Regions from separate parts of the Homo sapiens genome. Here regions 1 and 2 are each linked to region 3. Evidence: chromatin contacts called from ENCODE Hi-C or POLR2A ChIA-PET data. All regions are on one chromosome and are shown on one strand. Each heading gives the region's core, a stretch centred on a gene start or an enhancer-like site at or near the end of the contact. The rest is flanking DNA. Distances are from core to core; before and after follow the strand shown. Region 1 has its middle 33 kb from the start of MIR557. Region 2 overlaps LOC125312414 (a long non-coding RNA gene). Region 3 overlaps LINC00970 (long intergenic non-protein coding RNA 970).

Region 1 (3,688 bases), core at 843-3,342, 700 kb before region 3:
CATACTCCAGTGTCTTGGTATTATCCTCTTATAGTCCTCATTGCAATCTCCCTGGTCCTGGTGCATTGTATTCTTTCAAGGGTATTAAATGTATATCTGTAGCCATTAAAGGTATGAGAGAAGGTCTCACTGTGGTTAGGGTGACAAAAATGGGTGAACAACAAAAGGAATATTTCTTCCAGGAGCCTGATGTTGTGACTCAGGAGTTTTGTGCTGAGAAGAAGAAAAACCAGCCATGATCATGACAGGGAGTGGTGTTTATGGCCATGTTGTGGTCAATCTATCATAACAAGAGGCTGATAGGTGAGGAATTGCTAAAATATTTTTTTAAATTGGGAGGTCATGTATAATAATTAAAAAATATATATATAAATTGGGAGGTCATTAGGCTGGAATGGCTCCTGGGCTTTAAGTTCCCACTAAGCAAACCAAATCCCAGCATAAAACAGTGAAATGAAACTAGCGCCTTTATCAGTCAGAAACCACCAACAGAAGTTAGTTTGTGGTTGCTGACTGGTAAAGACTCTAGTCGATATTGAAATACGTTTTCTTTGCCTTCCTTCTGCATTTAGCCCATAAACTTGCTGTCCAAGCTGCTGCAGCAGTCTTCTGAACTGCTTCTGGTTCTGAGTGCTGCCCAACTCATGAGTTGTTCTTTGGACAAATAAACTCTGTTAAATTTATTTTGTCTAAAGTTTTTCTTTTAACAGCTCTAAGCCTTGTCCTCTTTTCCCATGACAACCCTTCACATGTTTGAATATAGCTCTTCAGTTTCTCCCTAGGCCTTCCATTCTTCTACTGCAAACATTGTCAGCAGCTTTGAATTTTCCTCATATGCCGTGATTTCTAAAACTTTCATCAGTTCCCTTTCCTTTTCTGCTGTGGCAGGCAGAATAGAATGGAGATCTGTAGACATGACCCCACCATGGCATATTCAGTAGAGCTCCCATCTTTCCTGCTCCCAACACTGCCTTTCTCTTTCAGCACTGCCTAAGACTGCTTTGTCATTTTTGGCAGCCACATTGGGTTACTAAAATGCCTGGGGCTTCCCACATGAACTGCTATTAAGCCAAGTTTCAACATCCTGTATTTGTATGGTTAACTTAAAAAAATATATATTTCCAGGACTTTAGTCTTAACTCATAATATAAGCCCGTTAAATTACTTTTGAATGACTTCTGCCATGTAACGCATTACCAAACCTTTCAAGCCTATATCTTCTAAAATTTGATAAGCATGTGTCAGAGTCTTCACATTGACAGAAATATTCCACAGACACAGATGAGCACTGAGAGCTGTAACTACCAAAAATCCTAGAAAAGAGGGATAACTTCCACATTAACTCTTAGTTAACTAGAAAATTGAATTAATCAGGCTGCCCAGTCCCCGATCCTTCTAATTAACTAAAGTTCACAGCATTATCATTATTAAAAGTGTGAAGAAGTCTTGTATGAATGTCCCCACTTTGGGCATACGTAATACATAGCAGGTGCTATTAGAGGTTCAAGCTTGCAGAGGAATCACAAACAGCCATCAGACGTAACTTTAGTTAAATAAGCTGAAGCTATTTTTCCTAAGTGTTTATTTCTAGTTGGTTCACAGGGTCCTCTCCATCCCTACTTACGGGAGGCCATTCACATCACTTTGATGGTTTGCATAACCTGGAGATTTCAGAGCTTGGATATTAAAACCTCTTTTTCTCCTTCAAGTCTTGGTTTTAGTCCTCAGAGCTCTCTGCAGGGGAATGAGGACCCCAGAGAAAGTCACATTGCTTACATTTTCCTGCTTCCCCCTCTGTCTCTCCATTTATTCCTTAGGGGAGAATATCGTATTGGGGGAGGAGCGCAGGAAAAGTCACCCAAAAGCCATGGGAAAGGTTGTGGAAATGGGGAGTGCTGGTCCCACCCCTTTCGTCCTGGTGATGGGGTGGGACGGCAGGCGCCAGCCTCCGTTTTTCTGCCCGTGGGTATGTGTGGTTGACCTCCTTAAATCAGAGCCAAGCGCGTGACCCAGAACTCTGCACAATCACCCACGCCCACGGCAAAGCAGATGAGGCTCTAGAGCTTGCAAGTCTTTATCTAGGGAACTGCGTCATCCTCCTCGGTCGGACACCAGGTGGCAGCAAAGCTCCAACTCATCAGTCACCCCACCCTCCGTCCAGGCCGTCTTCTGACGCAGAACTTAAAAAAGATACTGCAGATTTTCCTTCTAAGGAAGGAGCTACCCATACAAAACTAGCAGCTTTAGAGAGAGCCATAGCTAAAACTGAAACGTCGTCAGGATAAAAGCTGCCTTCTGAGTAGGACAGGCAAAACACCAAAAACAAAGTTCAAAACCAAATAATCATTTACGAAGCTTCTTGAGGAGGGTATAATGCAATTTTGGTCCTGGTGCAAAGAAATAAATTTGGTTCTGTAAGCAAAAAAATAAATTTTGGTATATAAATGTAGGGGATTCATTATTAACTGAATCTTATTCTTTAGTCGAAGAAGGTTTCCTGAAGAAGGAGGGGTGTCAGGCAATTTTTTAAATACCAGAAAGCTGAGCCTAAGATGCACTTATGAGGGTTAAGTGGTCCATTGAAATAAATATATTTGCTTACAGTATAAAGGATTTTATACTGCAGTTTTGGTAGAGTTGTCTGACCTGACACCTCGATATTAGAGGTGTATGAAAAGAGACAAAGCTTGTGGTTTTCTGAGGCCCCCCTGCTACCTGCTTGGCAGTGAAAATGTGAAGGTTTCATAATAAGTTGTTGGCTCTGGAGGAGATGGTTCTACATGTTTTACTGGTGTCCAAGGTCTACCGATGACTCTAGGGCCTGCAGTACTAATGAGCATCTCGTAGACAGTATATGGACCTCAGGCAGATGTTAAGATAGGGCCAGCCGAGGAGCTTTCTAATTGAGGAGGATTTACTCAGAAGGAAGAGTCCATCTGTGTTCTTTGAGCGTTTTGGAGAGTGGATGATCGAGCCCACTGTGTAACACAGCCCTGTTGTATTGCTGCCTCCTAGAGGAAGGACAAGGACAAGTGGGGGACAGAGGAGGCAGTGAAAACAGGAGTGGATCATTAGGGCCCAGAACACCTGAGTCCTGTCTCTCTAGGAAAAGCCAAGGTATCATGAGACCTCTGGTTGTTAGAATGTCGTAAGCCCACCCCACCATCCCTGCTCCCCACTCCCTCTCACATGCACTGCTGCTTCAAAAGGATTTTTTTTTGAGTGCTGCCAAAGTCCTTTAAGAAGCCAATCTATTTCATCTGAGACTGTTACGCTTGCAAAAGTGATCTTGCTGAAGATGAGCTTTTCAGCTTGCTTGTTAGCTACTTAGGTAGCTCTAGAGACCCCCAGGAGATGATACAAAAGGCCAAGGAGAGGAAGCCAGAATCAGAGCAAGCGTGAGAGCCCCCATGAGATACGTTGTCTTTTTCTGTCTGTCATCTAAGCAGCCCTGAATTCCAAGGGTAGTAGAGATTTGTAAGTATGTAGAGGATAAGAATCCTGATTTTGCCATCTGTGGGCTCTGAGTTGACATCCTCACGTTTCAGGGTCTTCATGTGACTCACAGTGAAACAGGGAACTTGGTCTATGTACTCAATGTCTTCTCATACCCCTCTTCTTCTCTTAGTAGCCTGGGTGATGGAATGAGACACATCTACTTGCTGTCCTGGGTCAATGGACTACTTAC
Region 2 (4,083 bases), core at 1,354-3,853, 600 kb before region 3:
TCAACATGGGCTAGGCACAGATGACCACAGAAAAAACCCCTGGGACTTGCCAAAATTACCCTAAGAGGGTTATAGTTTTATGAAAACAATCAAAATACAGAAATAAAATTTGTGATTACTTATAAAACTTATTTCCAAGGTAGTTGTAACCTGCATAACAAGGAGCTTTATGTCTATCTCAAGGTTGATGGGCAGTCGATGGGTTACTTGTGAGTTACACGTGAGGCCATTTCATGGTTTTTGCAACTCTGGCAAAATTGAGATTGAGATTGTAGACTTGGGATGCAGGAGCTGAGGGTCCTGCTTAAAAACACATTGCTTCATTCCCTGAGCTTCATTCTAGGGCTTGTCCAAGATGCCAATCTAGTTGGCATCAGCATTTTATACATGGCTTTCTTAGCCCATTTAGGGTGTGAATGGGTTCTTCGGTGACATTGGGTGGAGAAAAATAGACCTACCTTCCCTAACTGTCTCCAGGTGGCTCACCTGCTAACCTGCTTCTCAGAAAGACCCCCTTTTTCACCTCCCTGCTCACTACCAGCTGCCTGGCGAATGGACGTCCTCAATGCTTGGTAAGGGAGAAGGTTCTGCTGCCTCAGCACAGGGTGGGTTGGGCATGAGAGTGAGTAATGGAATGTCCCCAAGAAATCCACCCTCCCTGCCAAATGTGCGTGCCAACTTACACCTACGGAGAGTCTGGTTGCCTTTGCTTGTTCATCAGAAGAAAATAAGATGAACCCTGAAGGGAGATGCTGTTGGCAGGACAACCACCATGGCAGGCGTGGACTTCCCACAGGGCCTCTCAGTGCTAGGGGCTGGGGAGAGCAGTGCTGTCCTCAGGCAACCGACCTAGGACCTGCTACAGAAAGCCTCCTCTACTTGCTGGATTTACAACCCCAAGCAATTACTGCAAGTTGGGATAGCACAGGAGTGCAAGAGGCCTTCAGCACAGGCAGCCTGCAAGGAGAATGGAAGGCAAAGGGGTGGATTAATGGAGCCGAAGTCAGCCAGGACAGCAGGACTGGCCCCGTTCTCTAATGAGAGAGGTGGCCCAGATGCCTGTGGACAAAGCTCCGTGGATGGGACCTGGAAGCAGAATGGAAGGCCTGGGTTTTGCTTTATGGCCACCTTTTTTTTGAAGTGAAATGATGAGATCTCTGGACTCTTCTCTTTCTCTCCCCCCGCATCTTTTCAAGGCATCTTTCCTCCTGGTACTCACTGGCACATCCCCCACAGTATTACTCCTTATACTTCAGCTGAGCCCCTGCTACTTTCCTTGAAGATTTTTGTCCTTTATGTTCTATTCTCTTGTCATCAGGTTTGTTTTATGAAATAAATTACCTAATGAATTAAATAACCATCGACCATGGACTTAATTTTTGCTATATACCACTCTGGGGATTAAATGACCTCATTTAATCCTCAAATAAGGATTTTCCTATGAGTAAACACTTTTATTCTGGCCATTTTACAGATGAGGAGGATGAGGCAGACTGGTTATGTGACGGTCTGTGGCTGTGGAGCCTCCTCTGGTGGAAATCGTGGCACTGGTTTTCCTGTCCTTAGGCTGTAAAGTTGCAGCTCCACTCTCAAGTTTCTTTTTTTGGGGGTGGGATGAGAGCAAAGATAAGTAGAGTTCACAATTGAGTATTTTCTTTTGTTTCAGGAGATAATCATTCAGAAAAATCTCAGGAAACTTTGTCAATTGCAAAAACTGTTGTATTTGTTATCTCATCTGTTTGCTGGTAGTGATTAGAAATAAAACTTTTGAAATATTAAGGGCTGATGTAATTTTTTTGGGGGGGTGTTGAACAGGAAAGAAGATACTAAGCGAGAAACCAGAGAGCTTGTGTCCTTTTCAGTCATTCTTGGGGAAACAGGACCCCTAAGAGAGCAGTAGATGATGACAGCTTTAAAAAGACCAGGAGAGTGGATTTGATTTCTGAGGCCCTTGAGAAGAAATAGGGCATGGGGAGCTAAGTCCCCAGATGCTTAACTAGCAGGAAGTCCTCCAAAAGGCTGCAAGAATTAATCAGGTATTGGCCTCCTTTCAAGAGACTTGGGTTCTAATAGGGGAGCTAACATTTGAACATATACAGCTATACTACAAAGGATAATGTGGAAGAGAGAGGGGACTGTAGCTGGGATCATAGTGGGTGAGATCAGCAAAGCAGTAGTGAAGAAAACTCTGTTGCAAAATTTCTACTGCGGGCAAAGAGAAAGAAATCTGAAATGCATAAATTCGATCCAGCCTTTACTTGGCGTGGGAGAAGTCTGTGTTGGGTCTAGAACGGGGCCGCTGTGTGACCTTGAGCATGTCTCTTTACATTCAGATCCTCAGCTGAACGACAAGCCTCTAAGGCTTCCATCTGTTCTAAGCTGGAGGGGAGAAATGAAACTGTAAGAAAGGAGAAGGATGCGTGCTGCAGGGCTTGTCCAGGGTTTTCCTGGGAGAGTCACTGGTTCACAGTGTGACATGGGGTATCGGTACGAATTTCATAGGTGCCATTTTCTCCCCTCGCTGTGGAGAGCGGATCTCTTTAGGCACTGAGCCGCTTAGAACATCACTGCGGTTTTCAAAGAAATATGGTCTTGCAGTCCAGAGACAGGAGGTGGCGCTCTTTCTCCTGAAACAGATTGATGTCTGCAGCTTGGCTTGCAGACTGTGCGGGGGATGCAAACTGAATAAGATCTCTGCAGTCTGAAGGCATCCAAGGAGACCTGGGCAAAATGGCTGGTCAGGACTGCCTGCCAAGTATAACTATTCCCTCACTTGAATGCGCCCTAGAGGCGCCAGCTGTGCTTGGGCTGCAGCACCGACCAAGGTGAACACACACAGCCTCCTTTCCACAATTTTACCGTTAAGTTGCTGCATTTGCAAAGGAAAATCTTCATTGTCACAAATGATGACTGTATCTGTCTGGGCTTTAGATTGTGATAGGGAAGAGCCTCTCCATCTCTTTTGTATGATAAGTATACTTATCACTTATTACATGGGAAGGTGAGCGGTCCAGGGTCCTCCCTGCCATTTTAGGTGAGACAGCATCCCAGGAGAATGAAGAAAAAAAAAAAAAAGGAAAAAAAAAAAAGCAGGATCTGGGAGAATGTCTTACCTGGAGGACCTGGCTTTTACCTGGGAGATGTTGCAACTTCTCAGTGAGGAAAAACCTGACATTAGCTCTCCTTTGAAGACATTAAAGAAAAGCAAAAACAAAACAAAACAAAAACAAACGAACAAACAAGAAAACAAAACCAAACAATTTCATAATGAAGTGAAAAGATCACTGGATTGGAATTCAGGAGTCTAGTAAGGCCACTTACTGGCTGTGAGACTTAGTCAGGTCACTTACCTCTGGTCCTCAGTCTCACTTTGATTTTCAGTAGTTATTGATTACTACTGAAAATCAAAGTGAGAAAATTACTACTATTGATTCAGTAGTTATTGATTAATATCTCTTCCAGCACCACATTACATAGCATGTATATGTGTGTGTGTGTGTGTGTGTGTGTGTGTGTGAGAGAGAGAGAGAGAGAGTGAAGAGAGAGAGAAGAGAGGCAGGCTATCAAATAGAATAGCTTTTGGGGGGAAATTTGTATAAGGCAAGACAGAAACATACATTATTGGGGACTGAGGAAAGCCTTTCACTTTAATTTCCATTTCAATCATTGAAGCTCATAGTGACCATGCCCAGTGAAAAAGCCATGCCATTTTCTTCTTCTGGGAACTGAGATAGATCCCTCAGAAGTATCACAATCAATATATACATATGTACCTATGATCTCCATTCAGTTGCTAGAACGGCTGTGTGCCTTCCATCGAAGCCTCTCTTCTGGCTTCTGAGGTGGGGGGCAACTTCAACAAATCAGGTTCCAATGGGGAGAGAGAGGGAGCTCTTCCTTTGCTCCTGGGGCACTGGAAGCATGTGGTAGAGGTGAGGAGGGAGGAATCATGGTGGGGGCAGGAGGTGGTGTTCCAGGGACATGGGAGGAAACTGCAGTATTGCACTCCTACTTGATGGGCTTGGCCATTCATCAGCCATCACCAGCTGTCAACATGAACTGAGAACCTCCTGTGTGCAGGCT
Region 3 (4,241 bases), core at 547-3,046:
CCTATGAGAGAATAGATATGAAAAGGATTTCTGAGCTTTAAAATTCTCTGAAGAGTCAATATTGTTATCAATAATTGGGAAGTCAATATATATAGATACAGAGCATTAGCTAATACATAGGTTACATAAAAGTGTATGATTTCTATCTCTGAAAATATGGTAAACCAGGGCTGCAGGGGAGAGGGGAAGGGGCAGGTTGCAGTGTTAAAAATAGTGGTCAGACAAGCACATGTATGTTAACTGCAGCACTATTCACAATAGCAAAGAAATGGAATCAATCTAGGTGCCCATCAATGATGGACTGGATAAAAAAAAAATGTGGTACATATACACCATGGAATACTATATAGCCACAAAAAAAGAATGAAATCATATCCTTGGCAGCAACATGGATGCAGCTAGAGGCCATTACCCTAAGCAAATTAACACAAGAACAGAAAACCAAATACCACATGTTCTCATTTATAAATGGGAGCTAAACATTGAGTACATATGGACACAAAGAAGGAAACAATAGACCCTGGGGCCTACTTGTGGGTGGAGGGTAGGAGGAGGGAGAGGATTGAAAAACTACCTATCAGGTACTATGCTGATTGCCTGGTTGACAAAATTATCTGTACACAAAACCCCTGTGACGTACAATTTACCCACGTAACAAACATGCACATGTACCCCCTGAACCTAAAATACAAGTTGGAAAGAAAAAAGAATAGTAGTCAGAATAGGTCTCATTAAGAAGGCAAGACTTGAGCACAGACTTGTGGGAGGTGAGAAAATATCTGTGGGAGGGGCCTCCTGAAAGAGGGAAAGGTTAAAGCCAAGACCCTACAATGGGAGCGGGCCTGAGTGTTGAGGAGTGGCTCCAGGCCAGTGTGGCTAGAGCAGCACAAAGTGTAAGGAAGAGTGGTGGGCAAAAACTCAAAAAGGAAACAGCAGTCAGGAGATGCACGGCCCTAGTGCGCAATGTAAGGGCTTTGACTTTTACTCTCAGTGAAAACTATGACAGGGTTTTAAGCAGAGGAATAACATGACCTGACTTATGTTTTAGAAGAATTACTTTGAGAATAAAATTTCCAGTGGCAAGTAGAGAAGCAGGCTAACCTAAGCAAAACCCACTACAGGGATCCAGGTGGCAGATAGTGGCTGAAAGCCAAATTAGAAAGAGTTTAAGAGAAAAAATGGCACAACTAAGAGATTAGCACAGCTCTTGACTACAAAGCTGCAAACACAAAATTCAGTGCAGGGCCTGGAGAGTGCTCATGTGAGTGAGGGGCCCTGATGCTTAAGCTTTGTCAGCATCTGTGCACACCCACCTCTGTACAAGCCAAGGCCCCTGGCCTGGTCAGTTGGGTGGATGGTGAGGTGCTTACCAAGTTGGGTACCCAGGAGTAGATAAGAGTTTGCAAGCAGGAAGAAGACAGATCATGCATTTCACTGTGAGATTTTTGAGATTCAGAGGTCAGTGCAACATCTAAGTGAAAATGGCCAGGCTCTTTCTGCTCCTAACAATACTGCCAAGAGCTATCAGGATGACCTTTCTAAAAGGCACATCTGATCAAGTCACTTTCCTGCTTAAAAACCTCAGTGCTTCCCTTTGCCCATATTCCTTTGAAAAGAAACAGTTTCTCACAGTCTAGCCCTGGCCTGTCTTTCCAACTATGTCTTCCTCCATTCCATGCCTGGCACACTGTTCCCTCTGACTTGCAACTCCCTCTGTCTACAGTGTCCTTCTCTAACTACTAAACTCCTCCTCTCCCTACACTGCCCTGATCTAATAACTTCTGTGAAACCACGTCCCCTCCTGCACCTTCTTCAAGGCAGGACTAACCACTTCCTCTCTGCTGACTTAAAGCCCTCTGTACACAGTTCCATGAAATCTGCACCCAGAAATGCGAACCCATAAGCCTGAGAGGCAGGGTTGACAGCGGAACAATTATGGGTTTTAGAATTAGATTAACCTGGGTTAAAACACACACACTTGCTTGCTGTATATAACTTTAAGCATGTTATTTAATTTCTCTAAGCTCAGCTTCTTATAAAGGTAATGCCTATTTTGTAGAATAGGTGTCAAGATTAAATGAGAAAATTTAAGTAAATCACCCCAGATAGGACCTGGCACACAATAGGTGTCCAAAAATTATCATTTCCCTCCAGACCCTGTTCCTCTTGGGCAGAAAATGTGTTTAATTTATATTCTATATGTCCCATTGTCACTGGTCACCCAGCACATAATAGATGCTTGATAGACATTAACCTGAATGAATGGACCCTGTCTTCTCAGAAACATTTACATATACGTTTTAGAAGTACATGGGTTCAGAGGTTAGGATAGAAATTCTAAAGTGGACCTTGGCATGTAAATCCCCTTGGGTCTAATATCAAACCAATTGCTTCCCCTTGGCAGCAGCAGCAGAGCCCTTCTGTGTCTCTGGGGAGCATTCAGCCATCCAGTCTGTGAAGATTTCTCTCATTGCTCTCCAGAGCTTCCGTTACATCGTGCTCTTCTCACTTCCTTCTCAGCTGTGCTCCCACTCCTCAGCCTTGTTTGTTCTGTTTTCCTCCGCCATTTTTCACCACACACCATATGGCCTTCCCTTGCCTGCCTTAAGCTTGGAACTTCACAGCCTTCTCCAGGCTTCCCCAGGGCAACCTGGGCCCTCTGGGCCTGCTGACCACCCCCTTTAACTAGCAGCCCTGCCCTGATGCCTACTTTGAAACCCAGCACTGTTCCTAAGGAGACGCAGGACACAGAGCCTTTTAGTAAATTCACTTCAGGGGCTGGTTCTGCCAGTTAACTATGAGCCTAGAGTGTTTTGAACAGGTGGTGATCTTCCAAACACAATGTGATCGTGTGTTTAATCTTAGAATCATGAGAGGCTAGTAGGGCAGATACAGAAAAACACAATTTTACCTATTTGTTTCAACCTCCTCCAGCATCCAGTGAGGCAGCCTCCTGGTGCAGAGGATCCTTGACAAGCTCTGGAGTCTCGTGGACACAAGTTTGTGTCCCAGCTCTGTGTCTCCCTAGCGGTATTGTATGTATGCTTCTCAAGTTCTCTAAACCTTAGTTTCTTCATTTGTGAAACTAAGATAACAATACCTGCCACACAGAGTTATTAGTTGATATCATGCGTTTATTTGTTATCTAGCAATACATAACAAATCAGCCCAAAACTTAGTGCCTTGCAAGAGCAATGCTGTTTATTAGCTCTTGTGGGTTTTGTAGGCCAGGAATTTGAGAGCAGCTGAGCTGAGCTAGTCTGAATCGGGGTCTCCCAGGTGATTGAGGCAGACTGGTCAGTGGCTAGAGCTGGGGTCAATTTCAAGGCTTCTTCATTCACAGGTCTTGTTCCCATGCTGGGAAGACAAATAGCTGGAGCAGGGGCTGGAGCAGCTGTGGCTCCCCAGGCACCTCCCTCTATCCCTTTGGGACCCACCACATGGTCCTTCTGCATGGTCCCTTCAAGGTCTCCAGATTTCTTATGAGGTAGCTCAGGGCTCCAAAGGCATGTATCTCACTTGAGAGAGAAACAGGTGAAACCATATCCTCTTTTCTGGCCTGGCTGGAAAGTCACACAGTGACATCACTTCCATTGCCTTCTATTTATTAGAAGCAAATCACTACCACCAGACTGTATTCTAGGAGAGCAGAATTAGACCGCTCCTTTTATTTGAAATAGTGCCGAAAATTTGTGGACATGCTTTAAAAACACCATAGTATGTGTGATGCCCAGTCCTCAATAAGTAGCATCAATTTTTTTTATGTATCAGGTGAGTTGAAAAATAAGACAAAAAAATGCCTCTGTGCCCTATCATTCCTATCTTCACTCTCCACAAACACACTCACCATGAAACAAGGTGAAAGCACTTAGCAATGTAGGCAAAGGTAAAAAGGAAGCATAAAAAGGGGAGGCAAAAACAATGATCGTTGACATTTATTGAACACTTGCTCTGTGGCAAGCCCAGTGTTATATGCCTTACGTACATTATCTATTTTAATCCTCAGAATGATACCAGGGGTTTATCATTAACCTCCTTTTATGGAGAATTCTAGAGTCTACCAATATTACATGCATTATCCAGGATTAGACAGTTTAGTAAAGACATAACAAGGAGTGGAACACAGGCGAGCTGACTCCAGAGCCCTTGTGCCCAACCGCTGTGCACACTACTGAGATCATTTCAGCTGAGATAAGCAGCTGGGAAACCTTTGGCTTAACTTTTCCCTCCCTTGGAAATAC

Evidence for each region. Hi-C counts contacts between places; a loop is a spot of excess contacts on that map. ChIA-PET counts read pairs that join two places held with the same protein, here RNA polymerase II (POLR2A). Pooled maps may share reads with other maps.
Region 1: a pooled map shows a loop between it and region 3 (4-fold over the local background). The contact joins two enhancer-like sites. A Hi-C loop is called at or near these places in 2 of 37 single-sample maps with no recorded cell type and 7 of 50 pooled maps.
Region 2: a loop to region 3 is called in a map of naive thymus-derived CD4-positive, alpha-beta T cell, with 5 times the contacts of the local background. The contact joins two enhancer-like sites. A Hi-C loop is called at or near these places in 1 of 168 maps with a recorded cell type or tissue (naive thymus-derived CD4-positive, alpha-beta T cell) and 5 of 50 pooled maps. POLR2A ChIA-PET finds 5 or more read pairs at or near these places in 2 of 52 experiments (A673 and naive thymus-derived CD4-positive, alpha-beta T cell).

Annotation. Positions count from the first base shown.
Region 1 is chr1:168,340,764-168,344,451 of GRCh38, forward strand. No RefSeq gene overlaps it. Among named protein-coding and RNA genes, the nearest start is that of MIR557, 33 kb to the right of the region's middle. Within about 2 kb of position 2,093, at least 9 of the 41 ENCODE cell types and tissues checked have a DNase peak (open chromatin) inside an H3K27ac peak, as active enhancers do.
Region 2 is chr1:168,437,333-168,441,415 of GRCh38, forward strand. All of the region lies in intron 4 of LOC125312414 (a long non-coding RNA gene), which reads right to left. Among named protein-coding and RNA genes, the nearest start is that of MIR557, 64 kb to the left of the region's middle. RefSeq lists a silencer at 2,607-2,756. Within about 2 kb of position 2,604, at least 3 of the 41 ENCODE cell types and tissues checked have a DNase peak (open chromatin) inside an H3K27ac peak, as active enhancers do.
Region 3 is chr1:169,042,720-169,046,960 of GRCh38, forward strand. The region is part of intron 3 of LINC00970 (long intergenic non-protein coding RNA 970); the gene reads right to left. Among named protein-coding and RNA genes, the nearest start is that of LINC00970, 42 kb to the right of the region's middle. RefSeq lists enhancers at 1,640-1,899, 2,452-2,581. Within about 2 kb of position 1,797, at least 6 of the 41 ENCODE cell types and tissues checked have a DNase peak (open chromatin) inside an H3K27ac peak, as active enhancers do.